2 separate regions of the Homo sapiens genome follow, and region 1 is linked to region 2. A link is a contact called in ENCODE Hi-C data. All regions are on one chromosome and are shown on one strand. Each heading gives the region's core, a stretch centred on a gene start or an enhancer-like site at or near the end of the contact. The rest is flanking DNA. Distances are from core to core; before and after follow the strand shown. Region 1 has its middle 31 kb from the start of HRH4. Region 2 has its middle 64 kb from the start of LINC01894.

Region 1 (5,818 bases), core at 2,962-5,461, 430 kb before region 2:
GCTCTGTCACCTAGGCTAGAGTGCAGTGGCATGATCTTGGCTCACTGCAACCTCCACCTCCCAGGTTCAAGCGATTCTCCTGCCTCAACTTCCTGAGTAGCTGGGATTACAGCCCGCCACCATGCTCGGCTAATTTTTGTATTTTTGGTAGAGATGGGGTTTCACCATATTGGCCAGGCTGGTCTCGAACTCCTGACCTCAGGCGATCCACCCCACCTTGGCCTCCCAAAGTGCTGGGATTACAGACATGAGCCACTGTGCCCCAACTAAAAGCTTTTGGCTTTTTAAAAATAGCCACACTCCAGGACCTCCACAACTTTAAAAAAATCTTACTTCCTCAAAATCCACTGAAAAAAGGTACTTCTTATCTTACCCATTCACAAACCTATGTCCATCTTTCCTAAACAATTCTTCTGTTGGCATTTCTCTTATATCTACTCTTACATCCCCAGTTCCCAGTGAGCTCTCAAAGTAGCTGTCTATTTCTTAGTAAAAACCACATGTTAAGTATCCAGTAAATTCAAGATCTCTAACTTCAAATATCTCCCCAGAAGCAGAATTTTCAACTTCTATTCTTTTTTTCCTTTACGAAAGCACCATCTACTGGCTATAGTTGGTATTGTAGCTCAGTTCCAGTTAATGCCCAACCCCAAAAGAAGCAACAGAGCTTCTTTTGTAATTAAATGATCAGGGTATAAACAGTGATACGATTTTTATTACAAAAATAGTTTCTAATTTCATATTACACCATTTTCCATGAATCTAATTCACATTTTATTTATTTATTTATTTTGAGACAGGGCCTCGCTCTGTTGCCCAGGCTGGAATGCAGTGGCACAATCTCAGCTCATTGTAGCCTCCACCTCCCGTGCTCAAGTGATTCTCCCATCTCAGCCCCCCGAGCAACTGAAGCTACAGGCATGTACCACCACGCCTGACTAATTTGTGTGTATGTGTGTGTGTGTGTGTGTGTGTGTTTTGTAGAGACGGGGCTTCACCATGTTGCCCAGTCTGGTCTCCAACTCCTGAGCTCAAGTGATCCGCCCACCTTGGCCTCCCAAAGCGTTGGGATTACAGGCATGAGCCACTGCGCCCGGCCTCTCATTACACATTTTAAGTCGTTATCTTTAGCCATGGGGTGACTTCCTTCTTGGTCACTGAGGCAGCATGTGCATGTTGGGGTGACGTTTACTGTTTCTATAAGTTGTACCAAAACATCTACTTAACCTTTTACATTTGTGCCATTCCTTCACATAAAGACATATGGTACCCCTTCCCCATCAAATCTTTATCTTACCCCACATATTTTATATTATTTAAATTGGGTCATCTGTTACACTCAAATTTTTGCTTTTATGAAACTCTGTCTTTGATAATATAATAGATGCTAATGGGGGAAATAATGTATGTTTTGGTGAAAATTGTTCTAAGGTCAAATTTTCAGGATTGATCTATTTCATGATGTAGGCATTATTTATAATTCACAAAATAAGCCTATTTCTCTTTTTTTAGACAGACTCTCACTCTGTCACCCAGGCTGGAGTGCAGTGGTTCGACCTTGGCTCAATGCAACCTCCACCTCCCAGGTTCAAGTGATTCTCCTGCCTCCGCCTCCTGAGTAGCTGGGATTACAGGCACGTGCCACCACGCCCAGCTAATTTTTGTATTTTTAGTAAAGACAGGGTTTCACCATGTTGGCCAGGCTGGTCTCGAATTCCTGACCTCAGGTGATCCACCCACAGTGGCCTCCCAAAGTGCTGGGATTACCGGCGTGAGCCACCATGCCCAGCTTGGCTTTTTAGATTTATTAAAAATTGCAACTGACTAGGGACAGTCCCAGATAGTGTTAATAGAGTTAATACGTTCATTCCATCTCTATCAATATGTGTTTTGTATACTAAAATCTTATGAGATTTTGTTCTGTAACTTGGGAAAGAGAAAGAAAAATATTTTGGAGAAGAAAATCGGGGAATAAAAGTGGGGAAAAAGGAGCTGGGAAGAAAGAGGAAGAAAAAGAAAGCAGTGTATAATGTAATTATCTTCCTGGCTTATATTTGAACTCCTCTGGATAGAGGAATGATGACCAGAAGTTATGAATTATTTTATAAACACAAAAGTTGATAAAACCTTTCAAAAGACACTTTGTGATTCTCTTGGCATAACAGAGCTGCCTTAGTGACCAGATGTCACAATGTGATACAGAGCCAGAGAGGAAGTCATTTTTGTCCATGATGCAAGGAACCCAGCATTTTGACAACCCAGATGGAATGTGGAGCTCCCATGGAAGAAACGTGTCATCTGGAGGCCTGCATAACCACTGCATTCTCCAGATGGGCACTGGAAGCGCTGAGGCTTCCCACCCAGAAGGTCCACGTGGTGGACAAGGGCAAGTGACAACCAGAGCCACGACTCAAAAGAGGGTGGCTGCTTCAGGCTGATTTCCTTTGACAGACTGGTTTATGGACGTGTGCAAGGGCCTCTCTTTGGGAACTGTCAGAAATGACAGGAGAGATACAAGAAGGTCAACGTCTGGAAATCCGACAAAATGGGCTTAATTCATTGTAATTTTGTTTGCTTTTAAAAAATTAAATCTCTGTCTATATGTGTATATATACATATTTTAAATACATATATATTTAAATACATATATCTGTATTTTAAATACATATATCTGTATTTTAAATACATGTATATTTAAATACATATATCTGTATTTTAAATACATGTATATTTAAAATACATATATCTGTATTTTAAATACATGTATATTTAAATACATATATCTGTATTTTAAATACATGTATATTTAAGTACATATATGTTTTTATATATACGTATATTAAAATACATATATGTATTTATATACATATAAAAACATATATGTATTTATATATACGTATATTAAATTACATATATGTATTTATATATACATATATTAATACATATATGTATTTATATATACATATATTAATACATATATGTATTTTATATATACATATATTTATTTATTTAAATACATATATGTATTTTATATATACATATATGTATTTTATATATACATATATGTATTTATTTAAATACATATATTTACATACATTTATGTATTTTAAATACCTCATTAGGTATTTAAAATGCATACAAATATAAAATAAATATAGGTATTTGAAATATATATAAAAATATAAAAAACATATAGGTATCTTAAATACCTAATGAGGTCTGGGATATCTGGGCAATGTCTATTAGCTTAACTAACAGCGTCAGTGATAACCCTTATTACCCATGGTAAGAAGCAAGCGGGTATAACATGGATAATTAGTACGTCCAGAGGAAATGGAGAGGGCATAGAACCCACTCGAGCTTCTATATTCCAATTACTTCCGGGATTGCGTGGATAAATAACATGGCTGTAAACAGGGGAGAGGGGATGAGAATAGTTTAAAACCCATGCATGTAGCTTGACTGATTGGTTCTAGAAGTTACCAGGGCATTGATCAGGGTTAGCGGGGCGCTTGGCTGATTCCTTCTGCAAAGCACATGCTAGTTTTCACACTTGCATGTGAAACGTCTAAAGCCATATCAGAACTGAGACAGGAAATGAAAGGTGATAAAACCACAGCCCCCCACTCCAGCTCCGCTCTGCACAGCTGCTCTGCTTCTTCACACAGGCCGACTTCAATGGAAGCTCGATGCATGCAGAACTGCCCAGGGACCTGGCCTCTTCACCTCATCACATTTTGAGGTGGGCAACACCAGCTTTTGAATCAGGAAGCAATTTGAAAATCAGTCATGTTTGGATCCCTCAGGCCTGGTTTCATCTGATTAATAAGCTCTGCTTTCAAAGCTCCCCCTGGACAGTCTCCCTCCCCAAACCCACTCTCCAAGTGTCTGCAAGCCGACTCCTCGGCTCCCTTTTGAGCAGGTCCAGCAATAGGAATCGGGCAGCCTTACCCAGAAGGACTAGCCCAGCATCGGCTGACCTTGCCAGGAGGAATTTCTCTCTCCAGCTTGAATTTCCTTCCTGCCTAACTTTAGGCCTTTACTGGGGACCACGCTCCCCTTTGACCACCCGGAATAAATCTCCCCTGCATCCCTGACAGCTGCTGATTTGGCTTCTTTCTTATTTTTTTTTTTAATTGAAAGTAAACCTTCAAAGTGGCCCAGCCACCTGAGAAGCTCGGCTGAGCGTGGCAGCTGGGCAGTGAACCTGAAACAGCGGCGCGGCGTTTCACCGGGTCCCCTCCCGCTCAGGGCAGAAATCATGGGGTTTTGTGGGCTGCCAGGGCCGCTTAGCTTTCAATTTAGCTTTTGCATTAGAAAAAGGGAATATGGACATGGGTCAAATGATTGTGGAGTGATTTTGAAAGTAGCTGTGTAACAGGCGAGAGATGGGGGCAGGGGGAGGTTTGATTTGCAGGCAGAATGCAAGTTTATTTATAAGAGAAATCTAGGGGTGTCTTTGTGCTTTCCTGTTAGACTCTTGGAAGCACTTTGAAGAAGGAAATAAAATTTAAAAAACATATTCAAATTTAACAATCAGTCTTGAACACCGGGAAGCGACAATGTACAGGATGGCACAGAGAGGGTCAAGATTGCTAGAATTTTCTTTTAGGGTCTTCTCCTTGTTACCTTGTTATTTTAAGCTGGTCACTTCAACTCTCTATATCTTCCCCCAAACACATTTTATTTTTGTTTTGGAAAGTTTTAAATATTCAGAAAAGTTGAAAAAATAATATAACAAGTTCATATCCACCACCTAGATTCAACAATGGTTAACATTTTTTTCCATATTTGTTTTGTTGTTTTGTTTTTATCTTTATGTGTACACACACACAGACCCCCCCCCCCCGCCCACACACAGACACATTTGCTGAAACATTAGAAAGTAAGTTACAGGCAGCATGACAATTTATCCCTAATTAAATACCCGAGCATGCATTTCCTAATACTAACATTCTCCTAAATAACCCCAATACAATGATCACACCTAAGATAATGAAAAAGAATTCCCTAATAACATCTAATATCCAGGCCATATTAAAACTTCTCCAAGTGATTCAAAACTGTCTCTGATAAGTGTTTTTTGTTTTGAACCAGGAGCCAATCAAGTTTCACCCGTTACATTTGGTTGTTGTCTTTTTAATCTCTTGCTCTCTCATCTCTCATTGAGGCAGAACCTACATACAAGTGTATAACCTTAAACCTGTACCTTGATCAATTTTTACATACTTATGTAAAAATTGTGACCCCTATATGACCACCAACCAGGTTGATATATGGAATATTTTTATTGCCCCTGAAGGTTGCCCCAAGCTGTTTCTCTGTCAATATGACCTCTTCCCCATCCCCTAGAAGGGGCAAGGGTATGAAACAACTGAACCTCCCAGATCCTTTGGCTGAAAGTGCAAATTGGTTGAACCACTTAGGAAAATTGTTGGCAGTATTTAAAACCCTTCAATAGATACTGATTCTATGAACCAGTAATTCGTCTCCTAAGTCTACACCACAGAGTTGCATATGCCATCAAAGACCCGTGCAAGAATGCTTACAACAGCTTTATTCACAATGTCCCCAAGTTGGAAATGTCACAGATATCCATCAACAATAAAATAGATAACTGAATTGTGGCATATGTATATACAAAGAAATGCTACACAGTAACAAAAGGAAAGAGATACTGCATCTTGCAATAGCATAGATGAATCTCAGACATGTTGAGTGAAAGAAGCTTGATACAAGAGCACAGGCTGTATGAATCCTTGTAGATGAAAGCCAAAAAGAGGCATAAACTATCATCGACTGTGACTGAAGTCTTTAG
Region 2 (5,581 bases), core at 995-3,494:
TACAGTGGCGCGATCTCGGCTTACTGCAACCTCCCCCTCCCAGGTTCTAGTGATTCTCCTGCCTCAGCCTCCCGAGTAGCTGGGATTACAAGCACCCACCACCACACCCGGCTGATTTTTGTGTTTTTAGTAGAGATGAGGTTTCACCATGTTGGCCAGGCTAGTCTCAAACTCCTGACCTCAGGTGATCCACCCGCCTTGGCCTCCCAAAGTGCTGGGATTACAGGAGTGAGCCACCGTGCCAGGCCAAATCTTGAATTTGTGAGCCCCAAACAGGCCACTGCTTTGTGTGTATGTTTCTCCACATCTCTTTCCATTTAAAGTTATAGCAAGATGCTCTAAAAGAGTGGCTACATTGGCAAAAAGAAGCATCTGACTTCCTAAAAATGTGCAAAACATGTCAAAGTTAGAAACTTGCTACCTGACCTAGTCCGTCTCGCTGCGAGGAATCAAAGCTTCTATTTTCTGTGGTTCTCAAAAGCCTTTATCATATCCATATTTGCCTTAGTTTTCTGCCTTAGTTCATCTCTCTTTTTCACACCTTGACTTCTACAATATGTTATGCACCATCTGTATTCTTTCACCTAATTCTTTGTGATTCCTTTCAACTCAGTTTTTATTTACTTCGTGAGGGCAGAAACAGTTACATTTATTTCTCCCTATTCCCTGAACCAGATGCACAGTCTCTAGCATAGGGAAGGTGTTTCTGAAAGTGTTTATTGAATTGAATTGCTGAATGTGGCCCTCTAATCATCACTTCTCATTTCGTGTGTGTGTGTGTGTGTCCTCTGGGATTCCTTAATAAAATGGGTCTTAAAAATTACCCTTTCCTAACTCACTGCGAACTCCGACATGCCTTTCTTGCAAGTGGTCAACTTCTTCAGCTCTGCTGGGGCCTCAAAATGTCCTCAGTTCCTGTGTGTGGGTCTCTTGTACTTTTCTTTCCGCCATAATTTTTCACTGAGAAATTGCCTCTTGTCTTTGCTCACAAGTGACCTGAGTGGCTTCTGGGCCAACCTTGTTTTCTCCTGTGCCTACCATGAGTATGAACTGTTGAGAGACTAAAATCCCAATCTGCTATGGCCACGGAGGGTTTTAACAGTGATTCACAGGAAATGCCATGGACTCTAAGCTTCTGCTCAATGAGGGATGCATCTTGAGCCTTGGTCCTTGCTAGAAGTTATTCTTCCCACAGAAGGAGCAATGGAGACCCATCTTCTCTACAGCATAGGCGGGCTACCAGACCATCCACAAAGTAGAGGGAAACGACTCTTTACTAATAATTAACTGGCTGCAGATATTTTAAAGTGAGAAGGACAAATGCTCTTTAGCAATAAATTAGCATAGTCCCTGTTCTTTTTTTAAATAAAAAAATCACATATACTCTCTAATTATTTTCTCCAAATAATAAGTGCCTTAATCAGCTGGAATCCAGCCAGAGAAACAGAGCTCATATCAGCTCGATGGGGGGAATTTTATATGGGGTACTGGTTATAAAGGTGTTGGAACAGTTAACAAAAACAAAAACAAACAAACACATAAAAAATGGCAGGAAGGCAAATCAGAGATTTACAACAACAGGAAACCTCTAGGACTCGAAGGTCTGAGTTGAGGCCGTGGTGTTTTCAGAACCCAGATGCTGTCTGATGGCAAGTGAGGTCACAGAGGGCAGGCCTGCACCAAGGATCTGGGACTGCAAGGGAGATAGAAATGCCACCTGAAGCAGAAAGAGAGGGAAGAAATACCTTGGATTTTCTTCCTCCCTCTCTAAATTACCAGGCTCAGAACCCAGAGCTTTGCAATGATTGCAATACAAACTTCCGTGGGCTAAAAACCACATGAAATGCATTTCAAGATGCTTAGAAGCACCTGGACAATTTGAGAAGAAAATAAATCCCAACCAAATCAGAACAAACCCTCTAGTATTATCCACAACCATCCATGAGGGTTTTTTTGTTTTGTTTCAATTTGTTTTTTAACCACTCTTTTAATGAGGAATAAATAGAACTTGATAACAGAACCCCAGTATAGATTCATGTATGATTTCTTGCAATAATTCTATTTCATGATTTGCCCCATATAGTTCTCATTTCATAAGCACAGTCATTTCAGTTAATTTTTTTATTGTCTTCATAAAGTCCAACATCCACAGATTCTTCCAGGTATTGTCACAGATAGATATTTGAGTACAAGGTTGTTCCTTGTTGACCAGTACAGAAATAATATTGGTGCCCAACTTAGGCAAATAGGTTGTGACCTTTCTGGCATTTATTTTTGACTAGAAAAGCCACACGTTACACAGCCATGAGCACATTTCTCAGTTCCTCTTATCTTTTAGTGCAGGTCACCTGTCTGACATTTCATTCCATTAAACAAAACAAATGGAGATTTTTTTTTTAATCTCTTGAAAAATCTTATCCAAACCTTCATCAAACTATGAGACATTAGAAAGTTCTTATTCTCCTAGAGAGTACCTTAGGTCTTCCTCCAGTTCCCCTTTCCTTCTCTTACTCTTTTCTCCTTTTCCTTGAACATACTTCTCTCTTCATAACCAAGTTCCTATCTCGGGCTCCAATTATCTTCTATATCTTGACTCTTACTGTTTTCCCTCCAGAAACTTCCTTTTCTTTTCACTAATTAATTAGAAGGGAGTGTCCCCCCTTATCACCCATACCAATCCTACTGATCAGGAATCCTCCCTCTTCCCATCCCTGGGATCTCTACCCTACAAAGTTCTTGAAACTTACTCTTTTTACAGCACAGAGGGAAAAATATCTTGTCATTTGCACTGTCAGAGAAAAAGCTCTTTTTAAGTTTTTTGAGAAATATTGACAAATCAACTTGTTCATCATGTTCAATATTTGGAATAAGCAACCTCCATGGCTTTGTTTCAATCCTCATTTCATTTCATGAAATGGAACCTGTTCTCTTTGCAGACTCCCATAGTAAGTATCTTCCCCAAAGTACAAATCACAACAGCAAATCCAGGTTAAAGCAAGCTCTGTGGCAATGTGGAGCCTCAGACCAGACCCCAGACTCCTCCAAACCCCAAAACTGGTAGCCAAGGAAGAGGAATGCCCATGATTTCAGGGGCAGGGACCCTCTGCGGAGATTTCTCAGTCTCCTGTCTTAATGAGTTTAACTCCAGAGATGGGCAGCTCCAGGCTCCCCGCTGAGCGTAATTACCGTGATGGGGCACCTGGGGAGAGATTGTCACAAAGATAACTGGGTCTCAGGCTATTTAGCGCTTTACAGATGAGAGTAAGGTGGTGACTTGGAAAAATGGGGTCTGGTTCGGATAGGAAGACTGCTATGGTTCATTTTCCTCCCTCCTGTGGAAGCATACACTGTTGTGTTTTTAATTGATGTACGTGAGCCCAGGGCACAAAATGGACTCACGTGAGAAATCACAGGATACCAAGACTGGATGGGACTGGAGGGGTCATCTCGTCTACCCTCAGCCTCAAGGCAGGACTGCTTACAAGCTATCTTGGAAGGAGGGCCGACTGCCCTTTTCATCACTCCCTCCGGAGGACTGAACACAGCAGATAACCAAGGGCTACCTGGGCACCAGTGCACACTGCAAAGGACTATTTGTCTGGGTTTATTCTGGCTCTCCTTGCTTAAAAGCCATAGTCAGGGTCAGGATCAGGTCCCCAACACGGGCAGCTTAGAGCAGCACACCGAAATGTCAAAAATTCACCGGACAGCATGAATATACTGAAGAATACACAAAGAAAATATATTGAATCATCTTGTGCAAATTCACACCTCACCGAGGTGCTGAATGAGGAGAATGATCTCTTAACCACTGTCAAACTCTTCCTGTGAGTGCAGCAGGATGGGATAGGATTTCTGCTTTCCCCTAAGAAAAAGTTCATGGAGGACCTAAAACAGGGATTGGTGGAAGGGGGATTGGACAGCTGGTCCTGAGGCATCTAGATGCTGACATCCAGGCTCCTGCAGAAAGGCAGCACCTAACCATGCAGGTCAGGAGGAGGTAGGGGGTTTGGGAACTGCAGTCCCATTCTGGTTTTAGGAACTCCCTTGCCTGTATTAATGTAATAACATGGAGAGAGGTTGTGTTTAGGGCCCGATGTAGGCGAGCCACAGGGTGCGGGCTCCAGGAACTGGCAGAGAGAACTGTCCTATGGTGCTGGCCAGACTAGAGGACATCCGCCAAGAAGCCTGGGCACATTCCTATAATGCCAGGGCACAAGGGAAAGTTGTAGGGCAAATGGGCCCTGCTCCCTGCAAAGAACCGAAGTGGAGATTTCTCTCTAGACTGTCCACACCTGAAGCCACTGGATTTCACATGTCTCTGAAGCCTCTAGAGGAGATGAGGAACCCCTCATCTTGGCCAGAGGTTCACAAACTATGGCTCATGGGCCAAATCTAGCCTGTGGCCTGCTTTTGTACAGCCCAAAACGAAGAATGCTTTTATATTTTTAAAGAATTGAAAAGAAGAAGGATATGCACTACAGACCATATCTGGCCCACAAAGCCTACGTTATTTACTCTCTGGCCCTTTACAGAAAGAGTTTACCAACCCCCATCTAGGTCACTGATTCTCAAATTTCCATGTTCATAAAAACCACTTAGGGCACTTATTAAATCTGCAGATCACCCCGCCCGATATCTGAGTTAGTAGATCTTGGACTGGGCCTCCCATATCTGCATTCTAAGAACTACAGAAGCTAATTCTAATGTAGGTGAGCCTAAGATAACCTTAGCAACATTCCCTTTCGACTAATCACTAAGTCTGTATTTTATAATTTCTATGTGGCCTGCACTCTACTGAGTGTGGTGGGAGACACAATTTGTGGATGATAACTCCACTCCACTCCATCACACAATGCACGATCTTAGGTGGGGAGAGGAAAGTCCTTATATGAGTGATTACTCAGGGCCAAATGGCTTGGGGCCAATTCCACATCAACTGAGAGTTTGGGTGCAGGGCCACTGAAGCTGCCCTGAAGGCAACTGGTGCAGAACGGGGTGTTTGAGAAAGAGTAGGCAAGTTTGGGATATGCAGAAGGTTTCACAGACGTTTGCAAAGGCACAGAGCAGGAAGGGGCTTTGGGGACGATAGCTATGGAGGTACAGCCAGAGAGCAGAATGGCCTGACTGTGGAGCACTGTCTGGAGGGCAGCACTGCTGGGCTTCCTCTTCACAGCAAGAAATACTCAGAAAAGCAGCTTTTCTTCCTTATCTCCTGCTGAAGCCTCGTTAGATCCTAAGCCATGGCAATCATGATTCTGTATCTATCTTTCTACCTAAACTGCTTTTGCCACTTTTCACTCTTCCCCTCCTTGCATCCACATATCCTCTCTAAATTCTTAACCTCATTGAGAATTTTTTCATCACGCACTACGAAGTTATGCCTTTATTTCTTTGCAAATGTTATTCTTGTAGACTAGATTGTTCTTTCTATATCGCCTTCTTATTTATAGAGAAGATTCTGTCTCATATCACAATACTCAATTTAAGCATCATATTCTCCACGAAGCAAAATTTTTCCTAACCTTATTCCTTCTACACAGAGTTCAGTTATTTTTTATTTTGCACCACCCTGGTATCT

Evidence for each region. A loop is a pair of places that touch in the nucleus more often than their neighbours do. Pooled maps may share reads with other maps.
Region 1: a map of OCI-LY7 shows a loop between it and region 2 (7-fold over the local background). The contact joins two enhancer-like sites. A Hi-C loop is called at or near these places in 1 of 168 maps with a recorded cell type or tissue (OCI-LY7), 4 of 37 single-sample maps with no recorded cell type and 5 of 50 pooled maps.

What each region holds. Positions count from the first base shown.
Region 1 is chr18:24,488,485-24,494,302 of GRCh38, forward strand. No RefSeq gene overlaps it. Among named protein-coding and RNA genes, the nearest start is that of HRH4, 31 kb to the left of the region's middle. RefSeq lists a silencer at 3,497-3,556 and an enhancer at 3,737-3,906. Within about 2 kb of position 4,212, at least 2 of the 41 ENCODE cell types and tissues checked have a DNase peak (open chromatin) inside an H3K27ac peak, as active enhancers do; they include OCI-LY7, where a contact is called at or near this core.
Region 2 is chr18:24,921,052-24,926,632 of GRCh38, forward strand. No RefSeq gene overlaps it. Among named protein-coding and RNA genes, the nearest start is that of LINC01894, 64 kb to the right of the region's middle. RefSeq lists an enhancer at 2,849-3,534. Within about 2 kb of position 2,245, at least 2 of the 41 ENCODE cell types and tissues checked have a DNase peak (open chromatin) inside an H3K27ac peak, as active enhancers do; they include OCI-LY7, where a contact is called at or near this core.